Regions from separate parts of the Homo sapiens genome. Here region 1 is linked to region 2. Evidence: chromatin loops called from intact Hi-C (ENCODE). Cell type or tissue: GM12878. All regions are shown on one strand. Each heading gives the region's core, and the rest is flanking DNA. Links, peaks and the distances in the headings are about the cores only. Region 1 overlaps KIF16B (kinesin family member 16B). Region 2 overlaps KIF16B (kinesin family member 16B).

What was found. Peaks named below come from ENCODE experiments on the same cell type or tissue, not always from the same donor. Only the 100,000 strongest peaks of a DNase experiment are listed, where the experiment ranks them.
Region 1: it touches region 2 in a loop (2.9-fold over the local background); 3 of 110 quality-filtered maps call a loop at or near these places.

What each region holds. Positions count from the first base shown.
Region 1 is chr20:16,428,484-16,439,941 of GRCh38, forward strand. KIF16B (kinesin family member 16B) reads right to left here. Exons shown (of 26, transcript NM_024704.5): 13 at 1,380-1,499; 14 at 470-521. Among named protein-coding and RNA genes, the nearest start is that of KIF16B, 140 kb to the right of the region's middle. RefSeq lists an enhancer at 8,170-9,369. In GM12878, for the core only: a CTCF peak has its summit at 5,786; a DNase peak (open chromatin) is centred at 5,798.
Region 2 is chr20:16,273,295-16,284,752 of GRCh38, forward strand. It overlaps KIF16B (kinesin family member 16B), which reads right to left. Exons shown (of 26, transcript NM_024704.5): 26 at 1-117. Among named protein-coding and RNA genes, the nearest start is that of KIF16B, 290 kb to the right of the region's middle. In GM12878, for the core only: a CTCF peak has its summit at 6,224; no DNase peak of the experiment used is centred there.

The sequences.
Region 1 (11,458 bases), core at 1,723-9,722, 160 kb after region 2:
CTAAAAAGCCATGCTTCCACATGTGTGTATGCTGTGTTTTCTCCTACTTTCTGTTGTCATCTTTGTGAAGACAGTGCCTACAACCCTCTCCTTCAAAAGACCTACATCTTTTATCTGTGTCTGTTGGTATATTTCCATCAATCATTGTTCCATTGTGAGACAATGTAGAGTGATTTAAGTAACTGTGTTCCTCAAAGACCTGACAAGGAATGGAATGTAGGGTGGGAGAAAGGGTTTATTGGCCCACTTTATTCACCAAATTAGTTGTTCTGCATTATTCATTTGAGTTGTATTCTAAATTACAAAAATATATATACACACATATATATACGTACATACTGACCAACACTGTACTTGAAAAATAATTTAATTTTCTATAATTACTTCAATGTCAGTCATTCGAAAAAGTTCTTCCTTGAATACAACCTTAAAAAATCATTGGGAACAGATCACTGATAAATATGCTCACCAATATCTTGCTCCGTGGAAGCATCGTCTCTACCAACGTATGTCTGACCTTCCTGGGAAGAAAACCCAAGCAAAATGTATTAGTAAGAAGAGAAGGAATAGCTTGTTTCTTCATTTTTCATTGAAGCCCAAACAACATAGTGGCCAATGGGATGAACAACATCCTGGCAGGCCACAGCTTCAATGCATCGAGAGCTCCCCAAGGCTCTGTAAAAAAGCCCCAGTTGTCTGGAAAGGTTTAATGTACAGCAATGGTGAGGCCCTGCTTTGACAGCGTTAAATACTTTGCTCATGACAGGAATATCACTGATGTTCCTGATCCTTTCTGGGGAGGTTCTCCAGTGGCCAAGAGATTCTTTGTGTCTAAAGATATAGTTTATGTAAGTCTGCAAAACACAAATGCAGTAGCATTCTCATTGTTAAGTTATGGGTCAGAGAGAGGGCACTAAAGTCAAGGTTACAGGGGCATCCATTAATACTGATGTGGAATTCTGTACTCCCAAGATGAACTGTCTGCTTGGAACCAAGCCCAATAATGCAGGTGAGAAGCACAATTTTATAATTGCCACCAGGGACCAGGAAACTGTACATACAACAAAATCCCCCCAGCTGTTTACAACTTTTCTCCTTCAGTCTGTGTGCCTTTTTGTTCCTTACCTCCCTCTTACTAATCCTACAGAATAGAGGGCAAATCAATGGCTCATCATTTAACTTTAGATAACAAGGGAACTTTAAATACCAAAGAATCCCAATGAGCTTCTGAAAATTCCCAAAGGGCTCAAGGATTTGTTGTATATTCTTTAATTTAATTTAGTTGTGTTCATGACCATAGAATATTATAATAAACCTAGTTAGTGTCTAATGGAGAAACTGGAAACAAAATTAGAATGTTCCACTTAATCAGTTTCTACCTTTAAATGATATAAGATGATTCCAGTACTCAAAAGGTCATCATCGATGCCAATCAAATGAGGCAGTTCAGAATCCAAAACAACTCCAATCCCTTCTTTCCTGAGGGCTAGAGTTTGTTCCTGAAATTAAGAGGAAAAGAAAAAGAAAAGGTTACTTTGGGAAAAGAGAACTTCAAATTAGGTGTTCTTCAGATTGTCAGAATGGGCAATATTTTATTTCTCATCTAAAAAACTGCAAGAAAAATGGACCTTAAACTTCGTGTTGAAATCCTGGCAGGTAATAAGCAAAGTGAACTTGGAACTTATAAAAAGCGAAATATAAAACGAATTAAACTCATTGCCTGATACATAACCTCTTCAAAGCAAATCTTCCTTCAGAAAGGTTCTAGGAACATCCAAACTACAAAGTAAACTTTCTCACTCTTCAGAGCCTTTATGCCATTTAATATCAAGATGTTGCCTTAGTTGATGGCTTTTCTCTCTACTTACCATGGTTGAACTGTGCATGGTCCTGAGAAGAAGCCTTCCTGTGCATTACTTACCTTGCACCAGAGGAACCTGGTCCTCTGCCTCCTGTGCCATCAACTTCTCCTATCCACTGGATCATTCCCTGCTATACATTAATATGAATCTGCTATTCACCTCCCATCCCCAAACCCCACCACGTCTTTTGGCCTTGCCTCTCCTTATAGCTACCACCAATTTCTCTGTGCCTTTTAGAGAAAACTACCTCCAAAAAGTTCCCTATACTTTCAGTTCTTCAATTCCTTCCCTCTTACTCTCTCTTGAACTCCCTCTATGAAGGTTATTGTCTTTGGGACTCTTCTTTACCGACACTGACTCTCCTGATGGTCTCCTTCTGTCTCTTGACTTGACCTGCCATCTAGATGCTGATGACTCTCAAATTGCATCTCCAGGGCAGATGTCTCCCTTAAGTCCCATACTCAAATGTATACCGCATATATGAGTATACTGTGTGTGTGTATGTATATATATATATATATGTACACCAACCCAACTCAGTTTAGCTATGGAGATGTCAAACAGGCAGCACAAATTTAACACATTAAAAAAAACAAAAAACAAAAAACAAAACAAACAAAAAAAACCTTGATTCTCTCTGCCTCCCAAACCTGCAGACTATCCCATCTCAGTAAATACCAACCTTTCCTGTTTGGTCTAAATACCATGCTTACACTTTGCCCCTTTCTTTCTCTAAACTCTACATATGTAGTATTAACTCTACCTTCAAAATATGCCCAGAATCTGGTAACATCAAGCCACCCGCAGCACGTGCCTCTGGCCCAAACCATCATTGTCTTTCACCTGGGTTACTGTGATAATCTGGGCCACCACTCATGTCTCCCGTGATATACACTCAATTCAGCAGCCAGAAGGCCATCAGGGCAGGTCACTCTTCTGCTCAGGTCCTTTAAATAGCCTCCCATTTCAGTGAGACAAAAGCCAAAGTCTTTGTGATGTTCTACCAAATTCTACCTGATCTCATCCCATGCTCACTCACTCTCATCTTCTGCCGCTCTCCCCTTTGCTCACTCCTCTCCAGGGATAGAGGCAACTTGCTGCTCTTCAAACTTGCCAGCCTGCCCCATCTCAGGGATGCACTCACTGCGGTTCCTACTGCTTTTGTGGTTGCTGTTTCCTCTGTCACTGCTATCCTTCTCTTCCCCTACAGTAGGGTTTCTGGACTGCGGCACAGTTGTCACTTCAGACCAGGTAATTCTTTATTCTTATGCACAGTAGGATATTTTGTAGCACCCCTTGCCTCTACCCAATAGATGCTAGCAACACATCTGAGGTTCTGACAACCAAAAATGTCTCCAGACATTTGAGAAACATTGCCCTAGACACATATATAACATGGCCCCTTCCTTCCTTCAGGTCTCTGCTCAAAAGCCACTCTCCCCATCACCCCATACAAAATAGCAACCACCAATGTTCCTCATGGTGATTTCTCTCCTTGGGAATGGCTATTAGTGTGTATATATATATATACATATATATATATACTATCCATTTATATGTATACGTATACACACACACACACACACACACACACGCACAAGTTTATTACCTGTCCTCTGGCTAGAATGTAACCCAGCACCTAATTTCATGTCCCACTCATCAATTAATATTTGCCAGAGGAATGAATGAGTGAGTAGACACACAGAGTTCAGTGGAATGCAGAGGGAAGGTCAGAGACAACCCTCCGGAAGAGAATGGTAGGCCTTATCTTGACATCAGGCCCATCTGACCCCAGACAAAAGACCTCTAAAGTCAAGCTTCTGGGGAAGTCTGAAGTAGAAAGCAGACAAATTCCAGAAGGTTGAAGGTAAAAATTGCAGTCTTGAGGTTGGGCTGAACCAGGTTCAGACTAAATCATGTACAAGAGCATGACATTGTGCTCCATGACTGTACGAGCAACAGAAAACCCAGTTCCAACCACTAACTGGGGATCCTGGTCAGAGATGCTCCTGGAGAATCTCCTTCCCTCCCTGACTCCTATAGTCAAGACGCAGTGACCAAGACACACCTCTGTAACTCCAACACCCAACACAGCCCTAAACATAAATACGATTCCTTACAATCCTGGAACCAATAAATGTACTCTGTGTCATTTAAGTATTAAAACAACCTACGAAGTCTACCATTCGCTAGGTGATGGATTCAGAACTTCTCAAGCTAGTGTAAGACCATTAAAGCAAAACTCAAACCCTGTAGACAAGGGAACTCCTGGGAGGTTTCTGGGGCAGGGAGGTGGAGAGAGAGAAGTCCCTCAGGCCTCTGCAGATATTTACATTTCAAATGCACACTGAAGACCTGAAGTCATGCGAGAGGGCGGTGAAATGAAGTAACAACAACAACAAAAAAAGGATGGCTTAAAAAAATAAAAATAAAAATCACAATGTGAAAGAAAGCAATTTAATTTAACAACCATTAAATAGATACGCAGAGAAAATGACCAATGCATAACTTAGTTTCAAGAAAAGGAAATGAAGCGTGTCATTGTTCTTCAATTACCACTCTTATCAGCCAACCTCCCATTCCATGGCTCAGAACCTCAGGCTTTGAGGTCGGAGACTTCAGTAACATTGATTTACTATAGCAAGGAATATGCAAATCTCAGCTAAACTGAGCACTCTCCATAAGCTAACCCCTACTCCTACCTCTCGGATATTAGCAGAATTCATGTTTTTTCCTCCTGACCATGAAATTAAAGCAGAAATGGGATGTGATTTTTTTAAAGACATATATTACAGGGGAGAATTTAATCACACAGCTCTATTTCATAAAATGATGTCCTCATGGGAAGGTTTGGTAGCTCTGAACTGTGACCAAACTGCACACACAGTCAGTAGCCCCATGGCAATGAATTATTACAGGCCTCTAGGTCCACATGAAAAGGAAAGTGACCATTCTCGTAAGTCCACAGGCATGTGTATTTTCTTTCTGTACAGAAGTAGACAATAACCCCCCACCCCCAAAAATGCAATATTTTAAACTTTAATAGCTCCCACTCAAACTACAGAAAGTGCTTTGGACTACATCCCAGTTTCGTTTACTATTCTTTCTTTTTTTAACCATTGAGAAACACTTTTGTTTTTCCTTGAAATAAGATTTTGAAAGGCATTGGAAATTCATAGTTTCAAAGCCATTAGGTCAAAAGTCTTACTTGTTCCCACCCATCCCCAGCATGTAGACACACACACACACACACAGAGACACACACACTCACACACACACACACTCACATACACTTCCATATATATAATGGGTAAAATCTGAATTAAGAGAAAGTTTTCCAGGATTGCAAGTGGGGAAGGATGAATTTATGATTAATGCTGCCCTAAAGCTCTATGACATTCAAGCTGCATTCAACTACATGATATTATAAAAGTGTCACCTCATAAAACTGGAAACGAGGGTTTAAATCATTGCTCAAGCGAAAAAGTAATTTCAGACAAAAATATCTATCACGTATAAAATATTTATTGAGTGGCATCTACTGTTATACATAATTTATGAAATACCTCTTGGATAAGATGGAATACTTAACATAGTAGAGTGGGCCACCCTCCCCCAACTCCAGACACAGGGTCCCAAAGAAATCAATGTAAAATATGTATACTTGCATATATTTTACATTGAAACAAAGATTTTGGCAACCATGCTTATTTGGATTAAAAAAAAACCCCACAAACTGACTAAAATTGTCAAAACGTAGCATCAGTTTATTTTAAGCATCCTGTTCACAACATTTACAAATGATATGCTCCATATGTTTTTCTTCAACCTCCAGGCATCTATTCAGGTGAAATCCATCTGAATTTAAAACACATGCCCTTTGCTGGGACTCTCACAGACTCACTTCTGCCCCTTCCGGTGGCTCTGGTGATTGCAGGCAGGGCTGCCCAGATCTCGTGGGAAGAAGACCACAGGAGGACTCGGCTCAATGCGCAAGGCCCGTGTAACCACCGTAATGGTTTATGAGAGTAAGCAGGGAGTCTAGCTCTTTTAATCACAACCACATCCTTAGTGCCCAGCACTCTGCCTTACAAAAGTCAACAACTTTCTTGAATAGATAACCGAAAATGATACAAAAACTTACCAACAACAAAAATCTATTTTTTCCCCCTCTTAGAAAGTCTACCTGGGATCTAGATTGTACTTGGAAAAAACTGGGAAAAGTTTGACAGTGTGTCTGCCCCACGTAAATTAAGATCTCTTTAGGAATAAGAATTGCGTGTCTTCACAGAGTATGTTAGGTGAATATAGCTGCACCAGGCACACAGTAGTCACTCAGTAAGTGCTGATTATTTGGTTCTATAGGGAGTGATTTCTAAGTGGCACTTTTTTTTTCTGAACAGACAAGAATGAAATGTCAGGATCTTTTTGTGAAAATTTATGTTACAGAGAATTATATATTTCACTAGCGAGTAGAATTTTGTAGAGTTGACTCACATCATAAAGTGCACATAATTTCTGCAACCCTGACTACAAACACAGCAGATGTCTGGGGGCTGGGGGTTGGGGACAATCAGGGCTTAGAGCACATGCCCAGTGTGGCTGTGAGGATGGGGGAGGAAGTCAGATAGCCAGAAAGACGTTGAAAAAAAATAAAATTATCCTCTAGTAAAACTACTTTTTAACTTAAAAAAGTTGTATGTGATTTTATTTAAATTTAACAGAATGAAACTATTTCAACCATGTTTCTTTATTATTAATATAAGAGGTATTTCCTAAAATATCCTTGTAAGTCAAGAGGTTATGAAACATAATCACAGTGCATATACATTTTTCATAAGTGTTTCAGTTTTAAGCACCATTACCTGAATCTGTACCGGTTTGAGAACGTTGCTTCTTGCCTTGGCATCTGAATGACATCATAGCTGTGTCGATTTTGGGCCACATGGTGCATGTTGGGCAGTATGGTACTTACTTTCCTCAGAAGGTTAAAGACATGGCTCCACTCTTTTCAAAGCTGAATGCTACTCTAAGAAAATTAAGCTAGTCTGACTTTTAGTCCACAGCAGATAATTTGGTTTTATGTCTGGATGTTTAAAGAGTTTCTTCTTTATCTTGAAATTCAATGGCTTAATTAGGATAGATCTCAGTGTTGAACATCCTCTACTCTATATTTTCCTGGAACACAATACATTCTTCTGATCTGCAGACTCAGTTCTTTCATCTACTTATTTTTCATTTCACAAAGCTTGTCTTGTTTTATTTTCCATTTTCTATTTCATTTGTTGACCGTCTACTTCAAGAACACCAATTGTCCTTATATTACACTGGTCTTTGTCTTCTATTTCTTTCAGTTTCTGATTGCTTTACTATCTTGATCATTCCATTTGTGTTCAATGGGCCTAACAAGCCTTTATTCTCTTAGTAATTTGATTTTCAGTGGGGTCTATTCTTTTCCTTGATATTTTCTAAAATTATGTATTAGTCCTGCAATGATGTTGTTTTGGGCCTCAAAGGCTTTCTTTATTCTACAATCTTTCTTTTTTCATCTCACTTTGCTTTTTATTACCATCTTGCTTTGTTTATTGAATTCATGTTTCTCATTCATTTGTTCTACCGAATGAAACAATTGTAAGGAATTCCCTTCTCTCCCATGAAGTGTGATTTCATCTATATTGGGATCTTTTATCTTTTGCGTGCTATATTCCTCTTCTTTCTTGTTCTCTACCAGCCCATCTGCCCATCTATGCAGCCACCCATAGCTATAGTTATGTTTATATAATTGTTCTACATTTTTTTCATCTCGTATATGCTTAGGCGTATCTGTGCAAATATTCCATGTGCCCTAACATAGGATGGGAAACTCCTTGATGCTTGCCTGGCCATATCTGTGACGTTTCTAGTTGACTGAGTAGTCTGCAGTCCACCCACTTTTCTCTAGCCAGATGGAATGACAGAGGGCTAGGAGGTCTCACCTGAGGCACCACAGGCTTTGTTTGAGGCCCAGCCCTCTCTTCCTGGGCTCCCTAATGATTGGGAAGGGGTCCTCTTCCCAGGGGGAGGGAAGGGGCAGGATGCCCTCGAGCTTCTTAATGTTTCCCCAGGCCTTCACTTACAAGAGAGAGTCAGCTCAGCTCTCACTTCATTCCAGTTACCACCACTGGCCATCACTACTACTCTTCAGTAACAATAGGAAAATCAATTCTGTTCCTCCAATTTGAAGGTACAGTGGGGGGTATTCTGGAATCATCACTGATTCAGCTTCTCAGGTGCAGGTTTAGGAATATCCCCTTCACAATCTTTCCTTTTCCCCAGCAGCCACTCATGATCTTTTCTCACATGCTTCTCTTAGTGACTTACAGCAGTATTGCTGCTGCAGGCTTGTATGTTTGCTATGCTTTCTATTATTTCTTCATTTATTTGAAATCTGTGATGGAATCACCAACTGGTTTTTTAACATTGAAGACAAGAATAGCATTAAAAGGCTACAAAAAGGAAGGATGAAAACAGCGGTACTCCAGGTTTTAGGGGATTTCTTGAGCAAAGATACAAAGGCTAAAAACATGGGCAAACAGTCATCCCTTGATATCCATGGAGGACTGGTTCCCGGACTCCTGAGGATACCAAATCCAAGAATGCTCAAGTCTCTCACGTAAAATGGCGTAGTACTTGCATATAACCTATGCATATGCTTCTGCATACTTTAAATCATCTTTAGATTACTTATCATACCAAATACAATGTAAGTGTGATGTAAATAGTTATTATACTGTATTGTTCAGGGAATAATGACAAGAAAAAAGTCTGCACATGTTCAGTACAGGCAGAACCATCATAGGTCTAACATATCATACATATCAGCAATAGTACAGCATTTTCTCAATTTTTTTCTAATATTTTCAATCTATGGTTGGTAAAATCCATGGATGCAGAACCTGCACATATGGAGGACCAACTGCATACACAAGGAACCACTGGACATCCAGTTTAGCTGGTAAACCTGGAAAAATGGTCTGGCAAGCGAAGCAGATGGGTCACTATTTGATTCAGAGACTGGGAAGGCATTGACAATTTTGAAAACAGAAATTGGTTGCTACTTCATCAGATGAATCTGGCAGGATGTATAGGGTGAATAAGAACAGAGTAAAAAGGGGGATGGGATTAGAATGGAAGTGACACCCCTTGAGAGTCACGGGACAGGTATGTGGATTCTATGTGACTAACAGTTTCGGTTGATGGACATTAAGTAAAGACATTCTCCTCAAGTGTTTTACTCCTCTTAATGAGAAATACGGAAATTGGAGAACTGCAAGAAAATCTGATAGATGCCAAAAGATTTTTATTGCTAGGCAAAAAATATACTTATGTTTCCTTGTAATACTTTCCAGGGAACTCAGTAAGGAGGTATTATTCATGTGTGAAGAATCACTCATGAATTTGACGAGCAAGTGGTGTCTAGTAACTTACATGTTTTTAATAATGTACAAATGCTAAAAGTCGTTATCAGCTGGGCGTGGTGGCTCATGCCTGTAATCCCAGTACTTTGGGAGGCTGAGATGGGCGGATCACTTGAGGTCAGGAGTTCAAGGCTAGCCTGGAAAACAGGGTGAAACCCCATCTCTACTAAAAATAAAAAAAAATAATAAAAAAAAAAAAACAGGTGTGGTGGCGTGCACCTGTAGTCCTAGCTACTTGAGAGGCTGAGGCAGGAGAATCGCTTGAACCTGGGAGGAGGACGTTGCAGTGAGCCAAGATTGTGCCACTGCATTCCAGCCTGGGTGACAAAGCAAGACTCCGTCTCAAAAAAAAAGAAAAAGTCATTATCAACAAAAACCAATTAGCTCTGAAACCCTGAAAGTAAGCAACAAGCTGGCGTTCATCCAGAAGCTACTGTTTCTCATACAGTAGGCCCCCCTGTATCTGAAGTTTTGCTTTCCCCGGTTTCAGTTACCCAATGTCAACTGTGGTCCAAAAATAGGTGACTACAGTGCAGTAAGCTATTTTGAGAGAGACTATTAATACAACTTTTATTACAGTATAATGTTATCATTGCTCTATTATTAGTTATTGTTCATCTCTTACTGTGTCTAATTTATAAATTAAAATTTAGCATAGGTATATACATATAGGGAAAAACAGTGTATATAGGGTTCATATTGTTTGCAATTTCAGGCAACCACTGGAGGGCTTAGAGTATCTCCTCTGCAGACAAGCGGGGGCCTATTGTATTCTATTTTCCACATAGGAAGAATCATGTCCATCTAACAAAGGAGAAACAGTCACCAAGATTACTAGGAAGTCAGTGAAGCTCTGTCAACTGCCTCAACCACCATCCTGCCTTTCTCCTCCTTTGGTCCATAAAACCCAAGCAAGCTATGATGAAAAGATGTTAAGAATCTCCTTCATTCTCCTCCAGGAAATGACTTTTTTATTTTTGCTCTGTTCCCAGAGAGTGACGACGTGAATAAAAACAATACTGGTAGGCCAGTAACATGTTCTACATCCCTGCAAAGTTGATTAGTAATATGTAATCCTTCAGGTAAGGGCTCTATTAATTATGTTCTATGAATCACAATCAGATTTAAAAACAAACAAAAATAAAACAAAACAAAAACAAAAAAGAGAAGGGAAGGAGCGGTCTGTGAACGTTAACAAATGGAAATCCACTGGGGATCAGCCTCTGTCAGAACTAAGCTCCAGGAAGGAGGAGGTTCAGGTGGGAAGGCAGAGTTCACAATCCACAGCTTGGGAAAAAGAATCAAGTGGGTCAGCCTAGAAATCACCTTTGAATCCTCTCTGTGCTTCAGACTTCACAGAGCTCTACCCGCATGATATGGTCAGAATCATCCACAACTTTCCATCTCCACTGCTACTGCCCTGGTCCCAGTAACCTTCACAGCCTGCCTGAATCTCTGATATCCCCCAATCGGTCTTTTTGCTTCTCTTGCCACCCTACCATCTACTCTCCATATGGCAGCCAGAGCCACCTTTTCAAAATATCAAGAGACCATGCATAAAACACTACAATGGTTTCCCACACGTTTGGAATAAAATGGTCACCATATCTCACTTAATCTTGCCCCTGCCCACCTCTCCAACCTCATCTCCCCTTCACTTTCTACCTGACAATCACAGCGGCCTCCTCATTCCCACTGCAGGGCTTCTCCGTGTGCTGTTTAGTCTGCCTGGAAAATTCTCCCCTAAATCTCCATAGCTTGCCCTTTCTTGTCAGTCTGTTCTATTCGGGACCAAAGACACCAATGAGTGAGATTGTATTAGTCCATTTTTGCACTGCTGACAAAGACATGCCCAAGACTGGGAAGAAAGAGGTTTGAATGGACTTATGGTTCCACGTGGCTGGGGAGCCGTCACAATCATGGAGGAAGGCAAGGAGGAGCAAGTCACATCTTACATGGATGGCAGCAGACAAAGGGAGAGCTTGTGCAGGGAAACTCCACCTCACAATACCATCAGATCTCTTGAGACTTATTCGCTATCATGAGAACAGCACAGGAAAGACCTGCCCCCGTGATTCAATTACCTCCCACCAAGTCCCTCCCACAACATGTGGGAATTCAAGATGAGATTTGGGTGGA
Region 2 (11,458 bases), core at 1,470-9,469:
GAAGAATGGTGAAAACTCACAAATGGTATGTTTCGAGAGAGTCAGTCCCACTTTGTTGATGTGGAGGGGAGATGTTGCGGACTGGAGCATCACGCTGAAAAAGTCCCTGAGGTATTTCTGTGGAAGAGACAAGAGTTAAGAACATGGTCAATTGGGAGGTCAAGGCGGGTGGGATCGCTTGAGCTCAGGAGTTTGAGACCAGTCCAGGCAACATGGAGAAACCTCATCTCTACAAAAAATAAAGAAATTAGCTGGACAGGGTGGTGCACTGAGGCAGGAGGATCACTTGAGCCCAGGAGGTAGAGGCTGCAGTGAGCTGTGATGGTGCCACTGCACTCCTGCCTGGGTGATAAAGCAAGACCCTGTCTCAATCAATCAATCAATCAATCAATCAATCAATCAATCAGAATACGGTCAAGGTACTGTTGGATGGTGTCAAGAAGAGAAAAAATTTCCAGAAACAACTTCCCACCCACCTGGAAAGTGCTATCATTGTCATTAAAACCAGCACGTGAGGAATGCCCTCCACTGTCCCACCTATCATCAGACCAACCAGAGAAGACGGAGTCACAAAATACATATGCACAGAAGAAATATCTTTGGCTCAGCACTGATTCTGGGCAGCACTGTCTCAGATCTACAGCAGACAATGCCTAGGAAAATGTCAAGGGTGCCAGGCACAGGGGATCTGCCTCTCAGCCACAGTGTCACTAGTTAATCTCTTATTTAAAAAAGTCATTTCCTCCCCGCTCCCAGTTACTCATTAAATAGAAAGATGATTAAAAAAAAAAAACAAAAAAAAAAGGCCGGCCATCTGTACAAGGTTAAATGTGCTGCTTACTGGTATTTTAAAATTGCACAGTCAGTATCTGTTTTGAATCCTTCTTATAAAATAAAGGGAAAGCAATACTGAGGACAAGAGGGTCAGTTCCAAGTACTGATATTTACAGATCTTTTTGCATGTCCTATAATCATCAACAAAAAGGAATCCTTACTACAATTACTTGCTCCAGACCCCTGCTGCATGTTTGTTGCAACATTATCTGCCGTTTTTGGCACTGAGAAAGCAAAGCATATGTGAGACTAGGCTCTGGGAACTGGGGATAAAATCAGATGTGGGAGCTGGAGGGATGTGTTCAAGGAAAAGAGGGCACACAAGAATAGTTAATATATTTTAGGCCAGGCAAATCTCATCTGTAACAGAAAATGGGCTGGAGGGAAGGGGTTAGACCCAAACCTTTATTATTGTCTCAGTGTGCTTAAAAAACCCAAACAACCCTGGCACAGTCTTAGGAATTACACATAATAATTCTGGACTCTGAGTAACAACAAAAAATTTGTGAAAGCAACATGGCCTAAGCCTGGAGCAGTAGTTCCCAACAAGAGGCAGTTCTGCCCCATAGAGTGTTCAGCAGTGTTTGGTGGCAGTTTTGAGTGTCACATAGGGGTGCACAGGCAGTGCACCTGGTGGATGCTGGCCAGGGATGCCAAAGCACAGGACAAAGAATTATCTGGCCCAAATGTCGACGATGCCACAGTTGAGAAGAGAAAGTAGAATTTAGCTACCTCTATGAATTGCCAACCTGAAATTTCCTTCTGAAAGAAGACATTCTACTCAACGAGAATTTGTTAATTCTCCTTCAAAATATTAATGAGGACTACTAACAACAACACTTGTAAAATAACTTAGTTTCTAAAAATCTTCTAACATCCAATGTTTTACACTTAATGGAAGTAAAACTGGTGCATGATAAATTGTACTTTTTTTTTTTTTTTTGAGACGGAGTCTTGCTCTGTCTCCCAGGCTGCAGTGCAGTGGCGCGATCTCAGCTCACCACAACCTCTGTCTCCTGGGTTCAAGCAATTCTCCTGCCTCAGCCTCCTGAGTAGCTGGGACTACAGGCATGTGCCACCATGCCCAGCTAATTTTTTTGTATTTTTAGTAGAGACGGGGTTTCACCATGTTGGCCAGGCTGGTCTCAAATGCCTGACCTCAAATGATCCACCCCCCTTGGCCTCCCAAAGTATTGGGATTACAGGTGTGAGCCACTGCGCCCGGCCAGATAAACTGTACATTCTTTAAATGTATAACTTCATGAGTGCTGACCCATGTGAAACCACCATTAAATCAAGATAAATATTTGCATCCCCTTCAAAAGTTTCCTAAGGCACCTAACTTTATGTTATCCTTACACTTGGCCTGGAATCACATCTTCTTCTGGTATTACCCATTTCCTGGTAAGGAAGCTATTGCCAGGAGAGGTGAGCAAGGCTAGTAATCTAGAGAGAAGACTTGAAAGCAAGTATTCTCAACTCAAGATGTTTTTTCTTGTTCCATATCCCTAACTTACTGGTCTCATGGTACCCTCTCAAGAAACGATCCTGAAATTGAAATTAGGTATTGGTAAGAAGTTATGAAAATCAACTGCTGAAAAGTGAAGATCTTAATCTTAGTAATTATTTTTATCAGAGGGGCAAAGAGAGACCTGACTTCCACTTTTCTGCGGGAAGGGACCCTGAGAATATCAACTTTAAAGGGACTTGAATTGCATCAAACAGGGTCACCAGTATATATCGTAGACTACACTCAACCAGCCAATGCTCGCGGTGCAATGCATGTGCACAACTGATTGTTCTGGGAAGATCAAGGGTGAGATGATTTGGAAAACGGGAGATGCAGAGCTTGCTGACTTGTGCATGGAGCCACTGCTCTTTCACAGTTTAATGCATGATAGAGCAAGGCTCGCTGCACAGGCCTCATCTCAGGTAGCTCCTGTGGGCTCCGGCTTCAGGTCTCCCACAGGCTGCATTAACAGGCAGGCTGATGTTTACAGCAAAGCTGACTTCAAGATGAACTCTGACAGACTGGAAGGCAATTTAAATCTGGGAGCAGATGTTATATCAGCATTTGTCATAATTAGTACACAAAGTAGGGTCCCTATAAAGGGCCAATAAAGCCTAAAGGGTATAATAAGAAGAGAAGTAAAAGTTAAAAATATAAATGAAAGGAAAAGAGGAAGTATTTGAGACACCTCCCTTCAAGAGCACCACCATAAGAAGAGAACAATACAACTGTCAGGTAATGTCTTTTTCTTTAAATAAACTCATTAGTGTTGTTTGACAAAAACTCCAGATAGAATGATCTGATTTGACTAATTCTAAACATTACAGAAGAGTTTTCTCTTCGCAAAACAAATTTCTGCTTAAGGAGAATTAGGCAGCTTTCGCCTCCTTTACATAGCCTGCTTCCTTGGCGCAAAGAAATGATTTGATTAGGAAGCGTTCTTTGCAGCGACCTCAAAGTGCTCTAAAGTCTGTTAAGATGAGGCATGACCTTTGTTGGCCATGTCCAGAGCCACATGCTTCAAATGGGCTGAACAAATTCTGGCAAATGAAAAAAAAACAAGGGACTGGGGCTACAGCTGGGGACACAAGACAGAACTAGAATTCTAGAAAGTTCTTAAGGTCACAGACAGTGTCTCATTCTTCTCTGAAGCCCCCTATCATCCCTGGAACACTGCCAAGCTTAGGAAACGTGCTGAGAGGAAACCTTGCTGATTTTAATTAGTTATCTTTTTTTGAATTAAAGTATATGCACAGAAAACCACACACAAGTGTACAGTTGAATACAGTTTCACAAAGTTAATATATCTATGCCATCAGCATCTAGATATGAATTATACAACACTTCCAGCCCCCAGGCAGCCCTCCTCGTACTCCCTCCTCCGGTACAAACCTTCCCTCAAGGGCAATCGCTATTCTGATTTCTAGCACCAGAGATTCGAATTGCCAGTTTTTGAACTTCATATGAGCGGAATCATTTGGGATATACTCTTTTGTGTCTGGCTTCCATGGCTTAATGCCGTGTCTGTGAGATGCGGCCATGCTGTGCGCATAGCTGTGGTCTGTTGAGTACCAGCACTGTGCAGTACTTCACATCTGAACAAAACCACCGATTGGCTTTAACACAGGGATAAGCGTTGGTCACCGCTTTGGTCCTTTAGTCTGAACTCTTCTTCACTAATGAAATCTACTTCCCAATATTACTGGTGTCTGATGAGTCAAGTTTATCACTATCCTTCCAATAAAGAAGTTTCCTGTAGAGATTTACACTCAAATCTAAGCTTAGCCAATGTACTTGAACTCTGCTATTTTATGTACATATTATATATATATATATATATAAAATATTTAAAATATACATACTTACCTAACAACACACATTCATATTAGTAATTTTTATTGCCTGTGCTCACAATGTTTTCCACAGCATCTGTGGCTGAAGGGAGAAAATTAAAATCCCCCTGTCAAAGCTATCCCTTGTTGTTGACCCCAAAGTCACCGTAGCCCTCCCAGGATGTGAAAAATCAGTCCAGGTGTCAAGCTGCATCTCCCCAGGTCAGCACGCTTTATAAAAGAGCATTGCGAAAACTGAAGGATATTAGGAGTTTAAGTGACTTATCCAGGTCAGAAGGGCAAAGTGGGAAAAAGATTTGTGAAATCCAATATCCAATCTGTTTCTGACTTTCACAGGACATTTTCTCCATTATAAAAAGAAATAAAAGCAGGCGTATTTAAATCTCTAGCACGTCAGGGACCACAGAAGGCCTGCAGCTCTTGTTCACCTGGTGGACAGTGACACACCTGAGTCTTTGCTTTGTCAAATGTCCTGTGTCAGGGCCACTGAGAACAGCAAAAGCACCTCCTAGGGTTGCACAACATTATGGCCCTGACTTGGATAGTTGGAGGAGGAAAGTCAGATTAAACCAAATCTTCTTTCAATACGATTGCAAACCAGAAATAAGATGGGATGGCGGAGCCAAAGGGGGCCTAGGAGAGGGTCTGTCTGACAGTGAGTGATCATGGGAAAGAGAAGAGGCCGAGAGAGACAGGGGGCCACAGAGAGACAGAGGGGGCTGTCTAGGGGAGGACAAGAGAAACAGGGCTGGGATGGAGGGGAAGACAAAAGAGGTGGAAATGAAAAGGAAACCAAACCAGCACAACAACGTTGGAGACGGGTACCCATGATTTATTTGTTTACCAAGCTGGCAAAAAGAATTTAAGAATAATAAGAAATATATCAGATATCTATCTAGGTTATTTACTTTTTGTGACTTGGACCAATACTGATGTAGGTGTTTTCTTATCAATACTTTCAGAAAATCAAATTTAGATGGCTAATCTTTACGGTATATTTCAGTGCTGACATAGAGTACCTCGATTTCATGAATTGCCTTTCTTCTATAGGTTTTGGGCATATTTTGTTGCTCAGGGGCAGTGAGCAGGGGTTACAGGTAACTGGGAGACATGGACCCCCATGGGTCTGTTCCAAAGAAAGTGTGACCCTGGCACATGATGTTTAAAATCTCCCCAAAACAAACAAACACAAAATCCTGTACAGGACTATGAGCTTTTAAAGTGGAGGCCAGAAGACACGAGCAGAAGAAGGGGGGATGTGGTGATATGAGAGACACCCTAGACTCAGGCTCCTGCCTGCTACCCACAGCACCCGCCATCCCCTGCTTCTCAGTCAGGTCCCCTCTGCTGAGCCACACGGTCTCTCACCGGGCAAGTCTGTCTACACCGGGCATCTTAGCTGCTTGGGTCAGATGCACTGCCTTTCCTAGGCCTGATGGTGCTTTCGTGGGGACCAGCAGGCACTGGTTCTTCAGAGTTAAAAGTTCTTTACAAACACGGGGAAGGTCCTGTTTCTCTGCAAGGCTCACGCTCTTCTACAGGGAGCCAAGGCAGCTCAGGGAATGCTTCGGTATCTCCCTTACAGTGCCTTGGTGGGCACTGGCCATTCTCTGACTGCCCTGTACCCATTTCCCTTCCCAAACAGCAGCCCAATCCCCTTCTGAAGAAACACCTTTCCCCTCTCTGGGAATTGGTTAACTGGTTGACTTAAGGCATAGGACAGATAAGCTTTTCCCATGATATTCTGGGTGGACACCTTACAGCCAAAGAGCTAATCAAGCTACTAGCGCTTGGAGTCTCCTGGAACCAAGGGTCCTTTGGGGGACACCTCTTCCAGATTGTGTAGCTGCTGTTATGGAGCATTTTCAAGAGTTTGAGAAATTCAGGAAAGCTGGGCAGTTTCAGGAGAGCCTTTGGTCTCTGTCCATTCCCAAGGCTAGGAGCGAATGATTCCATCTGTTTACTGTGGTGACAGTCATTTTCTACTGTTTACCATCAAGTTAACTAACAATAATCTCACAGCGCTGGCAGGGGGCAGACAAGGGTCAGGAATCAGAAGAAACCTTCCTTGTAGAACACAATCAAGCTCCTCCAGGGCTAGTCTATGCTAAGATGGAGGTATCTGCCTATCACGCTCTTCTCTTAGGAAAAGGTCGATCCTAGGAGGCTCTGGAGAATCACATTTCAGATAGGTCAGAGTATCCCGGTGGTCCATCCACAGCTAGGCCTGAAGCTGGAAGGCTCCTGCCCCAGACCCTGATCTACACATAGCCCAATCTTTAAATTTCCAATGCCATTTCAAAAGACAACTACTAAACACTATCAATCTTTTGAACCAAAACACAGGCTAATATGGTCTACTGGCTGTGTTAATAAGTTGTGAAAGGCAAAATGAACTCCCTACAGCAATACAGAGTAATTCAGCAAGAATTTAGTCCATTATATTAGAGCTTTAGCATGGCACCTCAATTAGTTTATGCATCAGGAAAAAAAATTGAAAATATAATTTGCTGCTACATGCTATTCCATTTAGACATTCTTGAAGGTCATTATATTACTATGATTCATGTGTGACCTACAATACAATTTCAGTCTGAGCTCTGCCTGAAAGGAAACATGCTTTGGAGTTACTGGAAAAATGTGGGCAAAATCTGGCCTTTAGGCAGCTTCTTTTGGGTTTTTCTTTTGAACTGTAAATCTTTTGGGTGAAATGCTGGTTTGCTCACAGGAACTAACCATGGATTTCATAGTCCATCCTGGCAAAAACCTGTGAAGTCAACAAGGAGCTGCATGGTGTGGCTTCCCCCCTCTCTTACACCCATTCCCTTTTAGGTCTGTGACCTTGAAAGAAAGGACAATTTTAGACCAGGGGATGGAGGGAAGGAGGGGTGGTGTCCAAGTTCAGCTAACAGTCTGAGCAAGAGAGCAAGGCCAAGGCCAGCCTGTGCAAGGATCTGGGTGGGAAACAGCAGGATGTGAAGCAGAATGCAGAGGGCCTTGAATATGGATTCAGCCTGCAGGTACTTCGTACAAAGTTTCCGGTTCATGAGCTTATGTGAGCCCCTAAGACACCCTTAGGAGAGGGACAAGAATGGATGTCCTTTGTTTACAGAGGAAGTAACTGAGATTCCAAGGGGCAGTGACTTGGCTAAGGTCAACAGGTCATAAGAGGCTGACAAAGTGACCAGCTCTTCAAATGTAGGAGAAAGCCATTATTGCCTAATTTAATCCCGAAGGTTCAAGCCCGTAAGCCTGAAATGTAACATGGCCTTTCTTTGGGGCTGTCCATACTATGCACATGCAGCCTCCCAGAATTTTCCCTGAATTTCAGTCAACTGCTGCGCGCGCACGTGTGTGTGTGTGTGTGTGTGTGTGTGCGCAGAAAATGCAAGCATGAGAATTTGGGCCTTCAGATGCCTTTGAAAGACCTAAGCCTCCTTATCTGCTGGCTCTCTGCCTTCTATTTTAATTATCAGGGAGATAAAATTGTGACCATTTTATGTTATTAAAAAGTTTCTGTTTTAATAGGGCTCATGACTATAACTGCAGCCTACTGCTTATTTCATGTGCAATATATCACCTCATCCATATCATTCTAATGATTTTTCCGGCCATCTCATTGTTGTGAGGTCCTCTTTATTTTACAAAATTTTAACATAAATCTATAATTTAATTTAAAGTTACTGAAATTACTAAAATTGAAATGTTCTTTAAAAATATAATGGAACTTTATCCACCTTTCCATAGTGACATATTAACAGAGAAAGGAGTTCAGTGGCATTCCTCATTCTCAGAAGTCATTAACCACGGTGGCGGCTTAAAGACAAGTATCAGTCTAGTAAGACTTAGAGGTCTCATTTAACTCGCAGTACTTGGAAAATGCATCATCCACTGATGGGCCCTGAAGATGGATCAGGCCTGAATGGAGCTACTCAGGGATGTTTCTAGACCTGAAAGAGTTCAGGTCACCCCTGGCTATGTATCACGCATCGACCCAGTGTGGTCAATATGATCCATCCAGTCAAGTCTTCCCAATTCTAAACTCCCATAAATTCAAGTCTAAATACCTCTTGTTGGCTTTTTAGGAATCCTAAAGTTTGGCTACACTGGGTCAAATAGGCTGGGTTCCCTTTCCAACATGCTCCCAAATGTGCTCCACACTCCAAGGAAATCAGGACAGCTTGGTTTGGGTAACTCATCCATCCAGCGCAGTCACTGCACACGTGTTCTCCAAGAAGCAGTAAGCCAGGCCTGGGTATTGAGCTGAATGAAACAGACACGGTGCCTCCCCTCCTCCCCTCACAGGTGCATGCTGGCTGGCACCATCCTCCACTGCTCAGAGTCTCTCCTTGTTCCCATGGGTGCTTTGCTCCCATCATCTAGATCCTTCTCATCTTCCAAGGACTGGTTCAAGGTGTGCTGTGTACTGACTCCCTTCTCTTCAGACTTCATTCATGCACCCAATAAGTACTTACTGAAAGCTTTCTACACACCAGTGTTGGGCTAGGTGCTGGGCATTCTTTTTTTTCTTTTTCTGTTTCTTTTTTTTTTTTTTTTTGAGACAGAGTCTCACTCTGTCACTCAGGCTGGAGTGCAGTGGCATGATCTCAGCTCACTGCAACCTCCGCCTCCCAGGTTCAAGCAATCCTCCTGCCTCGGCCTCCTGAGTAGCTGGGACTAAAGGCATGTGCCACCATGCCTGGCTAATTTTTGTATTTTTTAGTAGAGATGGGGTTTCACCATGCTGGTCAGGCTGGCCTCGAACCCCTGACCTCAGCTGATATGCCCGCCTCAGCCTCCCAAAGTGCTGGGATTACAGGCATGAGCCATCGCGCCTGACGGTGCTGGGCATTCAACAGCTAATACTACTCAGTTCTTGTGCCAAGTAACACAGTCCTGCCTGCCTGGGAGACAAATAGGTAAAGGAGTAATTACAATTAAAATATGACTATGAGAGAACTGCAATGAGGTGACTTGGGACCCCAGGGGAAAGGAAAGGCTGTATGCCTAGTCCTGGGAATTGGTTACTTTTATGCCAAGACCCATAGGGTGATGAGAATCAAGCAGGTGAAGACATTGGAGAAAGATACTGGAGGAAGCCTGTTCTGGGCAGAGCAGGAAGCAGGTACCAAGCCTAGCAGCTGGGAGGCAGGGCTTTGGGGCATCACCAATTGTCTAGCGTGACTAGACCAGGCCCACAGGCACAGAGCATTCAGCAGATAGGACAGACTCCTGGGAACAGGACTGCTCCTGGACCTGGGCTCTGCCAGTCCCCATGCTGGGGGCCCTACACAGTTGGGTGGTGGCACTGTGCGCTGGTGGTGGTATCTCTTCTCTATGGTGAAGTCCTGCCAGGCCTTCAGGAAGTCTCTTCCAGCTGCCATACACAATCGTTGGTCAAATGATGCTTATGATGCCAGAGGACTTTCACGAGTCTCCAAATGTTAATCCCCAACTTCTACTGAAGTCTACCACTTGCCCGAAGGTACTTGAAACCACCATAAAACGTCATTGGAACCTCCAGTGTGAGACTTTCATTGTGTTCATTGCAGCAAGTTTGGTGTGCCGACACTTGCATACCTTTTCCCAGCCTCTGTCAGTCTAACTCAGGGCAGGGCAAGCTTTTTCTATAAAAGGATGGATGGTATACTTTGGGCTTTGTAGGCAAAGAGGCGAAATTAAGGATATTATGTAGGTGTTTATGTAATAAGAGAGAAAATTCCGGCTCCACCCCATCCTGTTTTCCTGGGGTGGGCTACCCAGGGTGGAAGGCGCATTTTGCACCCAGTGCTGGGCAGGCCACTGTCATGGTCAGTTTCACGCTCTGCCTGGTGGTGCCAATCCTAGTGTGCCTCCCTCTTTGCACAGAGCCTGGCAATCTCAACTGGGGCAGCTGACCAGAGGCAAGACAACTTCCCAGACTGAGACTCTACTGCTTGGTGACTGGCAGTTGCCAACAAGTCCCCAGTGTGTAGGCGGTGACCAGCACAGGCCCTGGGGAGCAGCGAGCCGTGGCTGCCAGCTGAGTGCCAGGAAAACAGGCAGTGAGCCCGCCAGGTCTCCATGGATCACAGGTCTAGCAAATTCAGGCCATGCTCACAGACAGTATGAAAACAGGTGGCAAGGTGGGTGTGACCTGAGGGCCTATATCAGTTTTCTACAGCTGCACAACAAATTACCACAAACGTTGTGGCTGGAAGCAACACCTATTCATTAGCTCATGGTTCTGTGGGTCAGAAGTCCTGCCACAGTGCAGGTAGCCTCTGCTTATGGTCTCATGGGTTGAAACGAAGGTGTTAAAAAGGCTGGGCTCCTATCTGGAAGCCCTGGGGAAGAACCACTTCCAAACTCCTTCAGGTTGTTGGCCAAATACGGCATTCTGTAATCACAGGACTGGGGTCCTGCCTGAGGTTCCCTTGCTGACTCTCAGCAAGGGGCTGCTCTCAGTTCCTAAAGACCACCTACATTCAGTGGCACCCAGCCTCCACCACATTTGAAGCCAGCCATCAGATTCCCTTCACGCTTCTGCGAAAGTTGTAAGATTCCAAAGACAGTAACTTGTGTCAAACCCTGGCAAGCGGAGCTGGGGAAGGCCATGAAGAGAGGGCTCGCATGCTTGATCTGCCTGATCACGGGAACTATCACAAGACATGAGTCACACCAGGACAGCCACTGGGACAAGAACAGCTAGCTAATTACACAGGAACACCTGCCTGGCACACTGTTTTGCAAGCCAATCTAAAACTGTAAGGACCTAATTGTACCTCCAAGATTACAGGTCCTACCTGGCAACTACTGATACTTGCCACTCAGAACTTGCCAGCCCTTGCAAGCTGCCACCAGCACCATAAGCTTTCTTTCAAAACAACTTGCAAACCCTTCTCCTTCCCCAGTAAGCCTCAACCTTTTACTTTTTTTCCTGGACGTTGCCAGAGGCCACCCTGGTCTGCATGTATGTCCCGGATTGCAATCCTCTCTCTTGCATATTATCCCAAATGAAACAATTTTTACTTTCACTCTCTCTTTTTTCACACTGACACTTCAAATCTCCGCTTCCTCTTCTGTTACCAGGCAGAAAAACTCTGCTTTTATGGGGCTCACATGATTAGATTAAGCACACAGGGACACTCTCCCTTTCGCCATGTCGTGTAGCACAATCACAGTTCCTCACGAGCTCAAAGAGGGGAGGATTACAACGGCACCGGGGGGTCATTCTTAGAATTCTCCCTACTACAGAACTGTAGTTTGCCAATCCCTGGTC